Regions from separate parts of the Homo sapiens genome. Here region 2 is linked to region 1. Evidence: chromatin contacts called from ENCODE Hi-C or POLR2A ChIA-PET data. All regions are on one chromosome and are shown on one strand. Each heading gives the region's core, a stretch centred on a gene start or an enhancer-like site at or near the end of the contact. The rest is flanking DNA. Distances are from core to core; before and after follow the strand shown.

What was found. Hi-C counts contacts between places; a loop is a spot of excess contacts on that map. ChIA-PET counts read pairs that join two places held with the same protein, here RNA polymerase II (POLR2A). Pooled maps may share reads with other maps.
Region 2: a map of endothelial cell of hepatic sinusoid shows a loop between it and region 1 (3-fold over the local background). The contact joins two enhancer-like sites. A Hi-C loop is called at or near these places in 2 of 168 maps with a recorded cell type or tissue (Panc1 and endothelial cell of hepatic sinusoid), 1 of 37 single-sample maps with no recorded cell type and 3 of 50 pooled maps. POLR2A ChIA-PET finds 5 or more read pairs at or near these places in 1 of 52 experiments (activated CD4-positive, alpha-beta T cell).

What each region holds. Positions count from the first base shown.
Region 1 is chr14:89,039,063-89,044,781 of GRCh38, reverse strand. It overlaps LOC105370615 (a long non-coding RNA gene), which reads right to left. Exons shown (of 3, transcript XR_944128.3): 1 at 3,003-5,719; 2 at 1,819-2,164. Among named protein-coding and RNA genes, the nearest start is that of TRA-AGC15-1, 63 kb to the right of the region's middle. RefSeq lists enhancers at 3,276-3,832, 3,884-4,003 and a silencer at 4,304-4,363. Within about 2 kb of position 4,006, at least 31 of the 41 ENCODE cell types and tissues checked have a DNase peak (open chromatin) inside an H3K27ac peak, as active enhancers do.
Region 2 is chr14:89,081,693-89,087,959 of GRCh38, reverse strand. No RefSeq gene overlaps it. Among named protein-coding and RNA genes, the nearest start is that of TRA-AGC15-1, 110 kb to the right of the region's middle. Within about 2 kb of position 2,056, at least 4 of the 41 ENCODE cell types and tissues checked have a DNase peak (open chromatin) inside an H3K27ac peak, as active enhancers do.

The sequences.
Region 1 (5,719 bases), core at 2,757-5,256:
TTATATAATATATTCTAAATTTTTAAACTGTTCATCTTTCTCTTTTTTTATTTTATCAATAAGAATTTGTTTCTTTATAGTGTATATATTTATTTTTCCCCCTCTTTTTGACTAATTTATCCTTTCCCCTTTGGATCTGCAATATTAGTGCTGGCTTACATCACACTTCTATATGTGTTTCTGGGCTCTTTATTCCATTCTGATTTAGATTTTGATCTATGTAAATACCACATTGTCTTAATTACTATTGACTGTGAAGTAAGTCTGACATCTAATAGACAAGACTCCCTACTTTCTTTGTTGGCTCTTCTTCGTCCTTTGCTTTTTTATGCTAATTTTTTAAAAAGCTTGTCAAATTCCATGAAGAAAAGCCTATTTGAATGTTGATTGAACTGAACTGAATTTATAAACCATTTATTTATACCTTTTGATGAAATTTTATGTATTTTTTTCCATGAAAGACTTGTACCTCTTTCCCCCCACCACCACCCCGAGATGGAATCTTGCTCTGTCACCCAGGCTGGAGTGCAGTGGTGTGATCTTGGCTCACTGCAACCTTCACCTCCCCAGTTTAAGCAATTCTCCTGCCTCAGCCTCCTGAGTAGCTGGGATTACAGGTGTGTGCCACCACGCCTGGCTAATTTTTTTTTTTTTTTTTTTTTTTTTTTGGTATTTTTAGTAGAGACGGGGTTTCACTGTGTTGGCCAGGCTGGTCTTGAACTCCTAACCTCGTGATCCACCTGCCTTGGCCTCCCAAAGTGCTGGGATTACAGGCATGAGCCACCGTGCCCAGCCACACATCTTTTGACAGATCTACTCCTAGGTTTGTTCTCTCTCTGTCTCGCTCTTTCTCTCTGCCTCTCTCTTTCTCTCTGCCCACTTTTCCCCTACTTATTTGCTGCTGTTGCAACTGGAAACTGTTTTTTAAATTATATTTCTTATCTCTTTGTTGCTGGTGTATAGAAAATCAACTGCTTTTGAATATTGATCTTTTATCCCTTAAACTTACTAAACTCACTTATTAATGCTAATAATTTAGCTGTAGATTCCTTGAGTTTTTTTATGAAAATAATCTTTTTTTATTTTTAAATTATTATTATACTTTAAGTTTTAGGGTACATGTGCACAACGTGCAGGTTTGTTACATATGTATACATGTGCTATGTTGGTGTGCTTCACTCGTCATTTAGCACCTTCAGTGAATATCTGTTTTTCTTCTTTGATTCCAAGTGTTATATCTTTTGTTTCTTTTTCTTGGTTTATTGTTCTGGCTAGTACCCTCAGTACAGTATTGAATAGAAGTGGGGATTAAAAAAAAACTGTTAACCTTTAAGTATGATGTTTGTTACGGATGTTTGGTAGAAATTCTGCATTAGGTTGAAGAAATTTCTATTTCTAGTTCACTAATTTTTTAAAAAATCGTGAGTGGATGTTATTAGGTCTTTTTTTTGATTTTGTTCTTGAAGGCGATAAACAGGAAAGCATGTGTATATGCCAATGGAAAAGACCCACTAAGAAAAGGGAAATTGAGGATGCAAAAGAGAGGAAATAACCCAAACACAGAAAGTCATCGAGAAGGCTGAGGGTGGATTTGTATACATTTCTTTAATGATATAAAGCACTTAACATAATGCCTGGTCTATTAGTTTCCTATTGCTGTAACCAATTACCACAAACATAGTGTCTTAAATCAACACAAATTTATTATCTTACAGTTCTGGAGGTGAGAAGTCTAAAATTAGTTTCACTTGGCTAAAGTCAAGGTATAGGCAGTACTGCATTTCTCCCGGAGGTGCCACAGGAGAATATGCTTCTTACCTCTTCCAGCTTAGAGGCTGCCAACAATCCTTGGCTTGTGGCCCCGTCCTCCATCTTCAAAGCCAGTTGCACAGCATCTTCAAATCTGCTTCCATTATCACATTGACTTTTCCTTATATAAGAACCTTTGTCAATGATTAAGCCCATCAGATAATCCAGGATAGTCTCTCCATCTCAAAATCCTTAATTTGCCAAGAGCAGTAGTGCATCCCAGTAGTCCTAGCTACTCAGGAGGCTGAGGCAGGAGGATTGCTTGAGTCCAGGAGTTTGAGACTGTAGTGTGCTGTGATAATGTCTATGAACAGCCACTGCATTCCAGCCGAGGCAACATAGCAAGACCCTATCACTAAAATAAGAAAAAAAGAATCCTTAATTCAATCACATCTGCAAAATCCTTTTTGCCATATAGGGTAATATTCACAGGTTCCAGGGATTAGGATGTGGACATCTTTGGGGTTCATTATTCAGCCTCCCATACTCAGCATACATTGGATTAAACCATATACATTGGGTTTGTAGGTCAAAAAAGGTTCAATATTGGCGATTCCATGTGATTCCACCTAAGGGTTCTCAATATATAGGAGTTACTATTAATACCAATAACAAAAGAGGAGATAATTTTACCATAAACTGCCAGCTCTGGGCCTGTCCCTGTTGTCTGAGGAACAGTGTTTTGGGCAATTTCACCTGACTGTCTGTGTTTGCTGAGCCCTGGGTTTTTAGTACTTCCTGTACCTTAGTACTTCCTGTGTCACTGCCCTGGAAGCATAGGTAGGTTCCTCCCCAAGACCATTTGCCTCTCTACTATCCTGGAAGAAGCCTACTAAAGAACTGCAGAAAGAGACACTCCCTTCTGCCCAGCTACAGGGCTCTGTACTCCATAGCATCAACACTGCTGAGGAAAAAGCAGCTCCCAAAACTGTCCGTGTTGCAAATGTGTTTGGTGCGGTAAAAAGTCTGTGGCACTGACGCACTGTGCCATATTAAAGCCTGAAGCCAAAGGAAAAATAAAAATCAGTGATATTGAGCTTCTCTTTATTTCAAATCTGATTTTTTTTTTTACCATGGTTATTTTACATTTATTTTGACTTTTAAAAAATATTGCATTAAACTATTATTTATCCTGGCTACTAAGTTTTTTGGCATTCCCTTAAATTTTGCACCCAAGATTTCATTCTCCTCACCCTAATTCCCAACCTGGTCTGTGAGTTGGTATTTGCAGCTATTCTGTCTGATTGATGATCGTTTTGGAGGGACACTCCCGGCAAAAGTTCAAACTTTATCTGTAGAGGAAAACAAGGTGGTTAGGATTTACCGAAGTAATGAGAAGGAAAGTCACCCTCAACCTCTAAAATACCCCTTTTCCGAGTGACTCTCTTGGCTGCCAATTGCCTTCTCCAAGTGAAAAAGAATAAACTAATTTCATACCTATTCTGTCCAATAAAGCTCATTGTCCTACCTCCACCTCCAGTGGTAACAGACAGGAACAGTTCATTTTCCATTGCTAAGCAACGGCAAAAACAGCGCCCGGCATCTGTGCCCGGCCTCACCGGCTGATAGGGATCACTGTCTAAAGTTCTTGTTTGCATTTTGAAGTCAACAATAATTGCGGTTCTCTATTAGTGTTCATTAAGATGGTTTATGGCTGGACTAACTCCAATCTCCACTCAGCGGTTTGAATGCGTTGTCCTCCCAGGGAAAGAAATATTTGGCAATAAAAACCCTGCGTTTATTTCCTCCCCTCATTTCCCCTTGCTGGGCTGGGAAACGATGGTCACCATCCGCAGTTCCCTGGCCGGGGAGAACAAGGCGCCTGTTGAAGGTTGTGGAAGAGAGGGGTGGAGAGGAAGCCTCTGCCCTCCTGGAGCTGGCTTCCTTCCACTCCATGCTGAAAGTAGGCCAGTGGAGCAGAAGTCTGCTGGGGGAAGTGAGCTCTTGCTGTTCACTGGGGCGGAGAGCACTACCCTATTTTCCCAACGCCAGCCCTCAAGTGTGGAAAGAACCTTCCCAGCCTCTTTCCACGGACTCAGTGCCAGGGAGAAGCACTGCCCTGGGACGTGATCGGCTCCTGCCTCCCTGGCCCGGGACTGGGTCAAACAGTGGCCTCAGTGTGATGGCAGAAAGTTCCAGGCAGCTTGAAAGGGCCGCCCTTGGATGCAATTCCCAGGTGTTGACTCACCCGCGGCGGCTGAAAGGCTGCCAGCCCCGGCCAGCAGCAGGCCGGCACCTTTACGCAACCTCTCCTCATCCCCAGCTCTGAAAATACATCCAGAAAGCAGCCTAAAGCAAGTCATAAGGATGTCGTTCTCCCTTTTAGACCCCATTCCAAGACACCCTTCCACGCTCGGCGCTTTTCAGAGCAAGCGTGGCCTGGCCGTCATGGTCCTCTCCTCGCTGGAGAGAATTTTAGGGCCATCCTGGAAAACAAGCCCGCTGGCGCCCCCTAGTGTGCCCGGGAGCCAACGCCATTCCAATTTGTGTTTCGGGGAGGCCGGGCTAGGTGAGTGGGGTTGGAGAAACGAATCCAAGGGATCAGGGCAGGAAAGTTTAATTCCATGAGGTCTGGGGCAGGTAACAGAAAATCACACTTACAGTCCTGACTCCGTTTATGACTTAAGAAATTGCTGTTCTTAACTTCTCTCTCGTGCTTTCCTCTGACTCAAATCTCTCCTGCCTGGTTGCTGGAGAGCAATAGGATCTTGGTGTCTCTATTACTGAGGGAAACTGAAGACCAAGTAGTCGAAATACCTTAACCTTATTAAGAAGTTATAGAATGACCCTGTCTTGGGGTTGGTATGTGCAGAAGCTTAATCATCGGAAATCAAGAAACTGTAAGTCCAAGATCATTTGCTTTGCTACTGTTGCTAAAACGTCTTCACCCTTCTGTTGAGTACAGAGACACCCTACGGCAATGATTCCCAAGCAACTGGAAGGTTAAGAAGATCTTAACAGCAAATTCCTTGTATCCTGGTAATTCTGTAGTTCTTTCTCTTTCCTTCTTCATTTTCTCTGAATAGCAAGGAAGACAGAGTTCAGGTAAATGTGGGGGAAAAAATCTTTTGTCAGGATAAGCCAGGGCAGGATGGGTGCTGGAGTATGATGGGGGTATCGAGAGCCATGGAAATCTTTAAAAGAATTGGCCACCACCTGCCTAGGATAACTAGGAGGTTTGCCTACATAAAAGCTTGGGCGCTTGACCAAATGGTCACTTGAAGAATCTTCCCAAGTGGCTGGGTGCGGTGGCTCATGGCTGTAATCCTAGCACTTTGGGAGGCCAAGGCGGGCAGATCACCTGAGGTCAGAAGTTCAAGACCAGCCTGACCAATGTGGAGAAACCCCATATCTACTAAAAATACAAAAATTAGCTGGGTGTGGTGGCACACACCTGTAATCCCAGCTACTCAGGAGGCTGAGGCAGGAGAATCGCTTGAACCCAGGAGGCAGAGGTTGCAGTGAGCCGAGATCATGCCACTGTACTCCAGGTTGGGTGACAGCATGAGACTCCGTCTCAAAAAAAAAAAAAAAAAAAAAGGAATCTTCCCAAGTTGATTATCTTGATTAAACAGTCAAGAATAGGGATGGCAAATAAGTTTCACATTCCATACCAACCTTAGTCAACTGAAGAGCCCAAAGCATAGTATTGAGAGTGTTCCTGAAAGTTCAATTTGAGGCAAAGCATCTTGATTGATTTGTAATGTCTGCCATGAGCACACAACAGATGGGTGGTGGCATACATACAGCTAGGCAGGAAGATAAAAGAGGGTATTACATGCCAGAAAGCCACACCATTGTGCCTTTTTCTTTCTTTTTTTGTTGCTTGTTTGTTTGAGAAAAGTTCTTACTCTGTGAGGCTGGAGTGCAGTAGTGTGATCATAGCTTACTGTGGCCTCGAACTCCTGGG
Region 2 (6,267 bases), core at 807-3,306, 45 kb before region 1:
GTCAGCATCTGGTGAGGACCTTCTTGCTTCATCATAATGTGGTGGAAGAGTGAATATGGGAGACATAGAGAAAATCAGGCCAAACTCATCCTTTTATCAGGAACTCACTCCAGAGATAACTAACCTATTCCCTCCATAATGGCATTAATCCATTAATCACCTCTTAAAGGTCCCACTTCTGAATACTGTTGCAATGACATTTAATTTTCCAACACAGAAACTTTGAGGGACATATTCAAACCATAGCAGGCACTCAGTTAAATGGATGCATAAGCAATAAAATTAAAATAGTGTAAGAAAGAAACTAAGAATTGGGACGGGCTTTATAAATCATCCAGGCAATGTTTCCCCAAATTCAGCCATTTGCATCTCCCTTCACAATTTTTGGTATACTGTTAATTCTTACGTTTTACTTTAAATCAAGCTTCCTACTATTTAAATACATGTATATTTATGAAAAATTTGCATCAAAATTATAAATGGAAATCTGGCATGGCTTGCATTAATAGAAAGCAACATCTACCCCTCCAAAAACAAGTGAAAGACAATGTCCTAAAACTCCAGCTGGGTGTCATGGGCTGAATTATGTTCCTTCAAAATTCATATGTTGAAGTCCCAAAGCCCCAAACCTCAGAATGTGACCGTATTTGGATGTAGGGGCTTTAAAGAGGTAATTATGTTCAAATAGGGTGGGTGGGCCCTAATGCAGTATGACTGGTTTCCTTATAGGAAAAGGAGATTAGGGCAGAGAGGGAGAAAGAGAGAGAGAGGAGAGAGAGGCTAGACATGCACGTGCACAGAGGAAAGACCCTGTGAGGACACAGAGAGAAGGCGGCCATCTGCAAGCCAAGGAGAGATGACTCAGAAAGCACCTGCTGACACCTTGATCTCAGACTTCTAGCCTCCAGAGCCAAGAGAAAATAAATTTTTGTTGTTTAAACGAGCCAGTCTGTTGTATTTTGTTATGGTAGACTTAACAAACTAATATACTGGGTATTACTGCCTGCTGAAAAATGCTGAGCCCAGTCTGCTCTCTTTTAGTTAAAAAGTGAGATTATAAGAATAAAAGGGCCAGGGACGGTGGCTCATGCCTGTAATCTCAGCACTTTGGGAGGCCGAGCCAAGGCAGACAGATCGCCTGAGTCCAGGAGTTCAAGGCCAGCCTGGCCAACATGACAAAACCTCATCTCCACAAAAAATACAAAAAAATTGGCTGGGCATGGTGGTGCATGCCTGTAGTCCCGGCTACTTGAGAGTCCGAGGTGGGAGGATCATCTAGATGAGCCCGGAAGGTTGAGGCTGCAGTAAGCTGTGATCACGCAACTGCACTCCAGCCTGGGTGACAGAGTGAGACCCTGTCGAAAAAGAAAAGAAAAGAAAAGAAAGAAGTGTTAAAGATGTACTATCACCAACAGAGACTTTCTCCTTGATGAAATCAGAAGTAGGTAGAATTTTTAAAGAAAGGACTTTTTCAATATGAGAAACTCAGTCAGGTCTGGATTATACTCTATGTTTAAAAATCTCGGTGTCTTAACACATTAAATGTTTATTTCTAACTAACTCACGTTATGTGTTTTACACAGGTTGGTGGGGAGTCTTCTCTGCCCAGTCACTCGGCAGGCTAAGCTGACGAAGGCTCCACCATCTTAGAACTGGGTAATCTGTAATGCAAGGCACTCTCTGCCACCATGTGTGAGGAAGAGAGAGTTTGGAGAACGGTGCACAGGCTTCCCACTATCTGAGACTGGAAGTGGCACACATAATTTCTGTACACATTTCATTGGTCAGAGCTAGTCATATGGCCTCACCTAATACAAACAAGAGGGCTAGGAAATGCGGGTGAGCAAATGGATTCTTTGGGGGGTGTTTTTCTGTCTCTTCCACAAGATCCGATGCTATTTTATGTCATAGTTCTGTACTTCTAAAATCATCTTGAGTATATCTCAAGAATGCATCCTGTGCTTTGGGGGAAGAAAAGGATCTGGGCCAAGCTCTTAATTGCATAGCTGAGAATACTGAAATCTCCAGTGTAAATAAGTGCTTCCTTGCCATGACCCGCCCTCTTCGTGGAACGTCTGCAGCCACATCTCCTGTCTCTTGAGGCCTGCACTTACACTCTTTCCACTCAACCCTGTGAGCACGCAATGGTAGCAGCTAGAATAATTTGGATGTCTATTTTTGGTGCAAGAACCTTTCATTGTTCATTTCAAGTAAGATCATAACTGGGGAAATATTCTAAAGGCCAATACTGATATTGAAGAATGTGAGGACAACTTGTTCCATTTACCATTTCATCCAGAACACGCAGAGACCTTTCCTATTCCGTGTTGGAGACGAATACATCTGCAGAATCAATGAGAAAGTATGATTGCTCAGTGTTGTCTGGTTAGCATCCAATTATGTACAGTGTATTTATTTTAAATTTAGAAGACGCACACAAGAGATTTCCAGGAACAAAATGAGAAGAAATTGGCAGTGCACTGAATGGAAAAAATTAATGACTTGAATTACACAGCCTGTGAATCGAAGCCGACGAGTGGGGGAGAGAGAGGGAGAAAGGAGGTTGCAGTTATTCACACTGAGCTGTGCCGATGGTCCTGAGCAGTGCTTGAAAAGCGGTCACCCTCGGTGCAGCTGTCACATTCTTTATCTTCATGGCGGGGCTGGGCTTTGCAGGTCACAAACGTGTCATGGTTTTGGGAGTATAAAAATGATGCCCCCAAACAGACTTCAACAGCAAGCGTCCTTTTGGAGAATAGATTCAATGCTTAAGTTTTAGCATAATCAGTTTGTCAGCTTTCCTGGGCGAGAGGGAGGAGGAGAGTGAGCCAAGGCCATGAGTAAAGGAACGAGGACTGGGACTTTGGGCATCTCTGCCGAGTCACTGATGGAAGGAATCAGCATTTGTTGAGCTCCTCCTCTATGCTGGCATCTATGATGTTCTAGGGACCCTCACATGTATGGTCCCGTTTATCCTTCTTGATTATCCCTGGTTTCAGAAGCACAGAAACTAAGGTAAGAAAGGTAGATGATCTTGACCTTTCTTGATCTCACATGGGTTATGGGTTGAATTGCATTCCCCTAAATTCCTACATTGAAATCCTCACTCCCAGTGTCTCAGAATATGACCTTATTTAGCAATAGGGTTCTCGTAGAGTAATTAGCTAAGATGAGGTTATTCTGGAATAGGGTGAGCCTCTAAGCCAATATGACTGGTGTCCTGATTAAAAAGGGGAAATGTGGATATGGACAGCACACAGAGAGAACACATGTGAGATGAAGGCAGAGGTCAGGGCAATGCTTCTACAAACCAAGGAAAACTAAAGATGGCCGGCAAACCACCAGCAGCTGGGAGAAAGACCTGCAACAGATTCTCCCGCACAGCCCTTAGAAGGAAGCAACCCTGCCAACACCTTGATCTTGGACTTTCAGCCTCCAGAACTGTGAATTAATAAGTGTCTGTTGTTTGAGTCACCCAGGCTGTGGTGCCTTGTTGTGTCAGCCCTAGAAAACTAATACAACATGGTCACCAAGCAGAGGGGCCACTGGTTTCCTCTGCATCTCAATCTGGTCTATGAAGGCAGGGCCTTGCCTTGGTGCCTGCTCTCTCCCTAGCACGTGGCCCACCTGACAGCCACACATTTTTCCTCATTTTATAAAAGGATGACACTGAACCCAGGGGCTCACTGCCCTGTCCAAAGCTCCACAGCCAGGTATTTACAACCAGGGGAAGGTCCTTCTGTGCTTCCTCCTGCACTCAGTCAAGATCCAGGACACCACTCCATTTTCAGAGTGGTCTGGGCCAGCTTCTTGGGCTCCTGATCCATCAAAAGCAGAAAGTAGAAAATGAATGTTTCAGGCCTGGCAGTGCCTGAAATCTTTCCTGGGGGAAGAGGTTTATATTTCTAACTTTCAGTCGAACCTTGGGATGCCAAACTGAAGGGAGGCTAATGGAGATTAAAGGTGTATTAGGCCATTCTCACATTGTTATAAAGAAATATCTGAAACTGGGTAATTTATAAGGAAAAGAGGTTTAATTGGCTCATGATTCCACAGGCTGTACAGGAAGCATGGCCAGGGAGGCATCAGGAAACTTACAATCATGGTAGAAGGTGAAGGGGAAGCAGGCACGTCCTACATGGCCAGAGCAGGAGGAGGAGAGAGAAACGTATGCCCCAAAGCACTGTGCTATGGGAAGTGTCTTAGTCACTACTAATTCAGACTGCTATAACAAAATACCACGGTCTGGGTCGCTCAGAAACAACAGAAATGTATTTGTCACCATTCTGGAAGTTGTGAATTCTCAGACCAGGGCACTTTTGGCATCTGGTGAGCACTCTCTTCATAGATGGCCATCTTTTCACTGTGTCCTCACATGGCAGAAGCAAGCTCTCTTGAGATTTTTATAAGGACACTAATCCCAGTCAAAAGGGCTTCACTCTCATGACCTAATCACCTCCCAAAGACCCTACCTTCAAATATCTACTCTTTTGGGGTTAGGTTTCAACATACAAATTTTGTTGGGACACAAATATTCAGAACACAGCAGGAAATAACTGCTATCATCCAGCCAAGGTATGTGCACCCCATTGGCCATAGGTGGACCGGGTGAGGCCAGCTATGTGAGACCAGCCATGCTCTCCACCCTCACACCCCCACTTGGAAAGCAGCCAGGCTGAACTGGTCTTTGTTCACTAAGTGTGTGGGGCTCTTACCCTTACTGCCACCAGCTCCAGCCAACCTCCAATATAGGTTGAGATGACACTTTCCCTGAGACCTCAAAAGCCAGGTCAGTTTCCCTCTGGGCTCACTGGGATTAGAGCCTTCCCTCTTCAGGCAGCTCCCACACCAGACTAGGAACACCTCCAGGTGAAGGGCAGAGTCAGGTTCACTGCTTCCCCCTCCCAGAGCCTGCCACAGGATCTCTCTAGTTCTACAGCATTTATTCAAAGAAAGGATGAATGAGTCCCCAGGGTGCTCCCCAACAGAGTCACTTTGAGGGCAGCCACACTCTTAAGAAGTCTGTGGACTGGTCAGACCCTTCTCAGCCCTGCTAACCCCAATCCAGGAGATGGGTGAGCTGCTGGCAAACAGGGAGGAGGGAGGGGGAGGAAGGGAGAGGAGAGCAGAGCTCTAATAGAGGCACAGCCCAGGGTCCCTTATAGTTGCTGAAGGTGCCACTTGGCTGCTCTTTGTCTACCCCTGTTGGCTGCCTTGGTCATCGACTTAAACCTTGTTACAGATTGGGGTGGGGAGGGAGTCATTTCGTGGGTGTCTTGAGACTGGGAAGTAATTAAAGAGTGTGATGCTGGTGGGCATTTAGATTGATTCCATGTCTTTGCTGTTGTAAATGGTGCTGCAATGAACATATGCATTCATGTGGCTTATTGGTAGCACGATTTCTATTCCTTTGGGTATATACCCAGTAATGGGATTGCTGGGTTGAATGGTAGTTGTTTTTAGCTCTTTGAAGAATCACCACACTGTTTTCCACAATGGTTGAACTAATTTACACTCCCACCAACCGTGTATAAGCATTCCCTTTTCTCTGCAATACACTATGGAATACTATGCAGTCATAAAAAAGAATGAGATCATGTCCTTTGCAGGAACATGGATGGAACTGGAGGCCATTATCCTTAGCAAACTAATGCAAGAATAGAAAACCAAATATTGCATGTTCTCACTTAGTAGGAGCTCAATGATGAGAACACATGACACATAGAGGGGAACAACACACACTGGGACCTACAGGAGGGTGGAGAATGGCAGAAGAAAGAGGATCAGAAAAAATAACTACTAGGTACCAGGCTTAGTACCTGGGTGGCGAAATAATTCGTACAACAAACCCCCGTGACACGAGTTTACCTAAATAACAAACCTGCACATGTATCCCTGAACCTAAAATAAAAGTTAAAAAAAAAAGCAGCATGATATTATTAATAGAAAGAATAACTCTTGGGGGAAGAAACCCACCCTGCATGCCTGAGTGGCCTCAAAAGGACACTTTGCTCTCTGATGGTCTGAATTCAAGTCCCATTTGCCTCATTTACTAACTGGGTACCTGGAAGACATTCTGACCCCTCCCTAAAATTCCATTTTTTCATAGGTAAATGAGCTTTACCACATACTCTCCTTCCTGGCTTGCTGTAAGAACTGAGTGCGATACACGTATGAAAATGCTGTGAGGCTGGCTGAACGAACAGCTTGTTCATTCTCTCTGGACTGACACTGGGACAAGGTACCGGCGTGCAGGCCTGTTCTGAG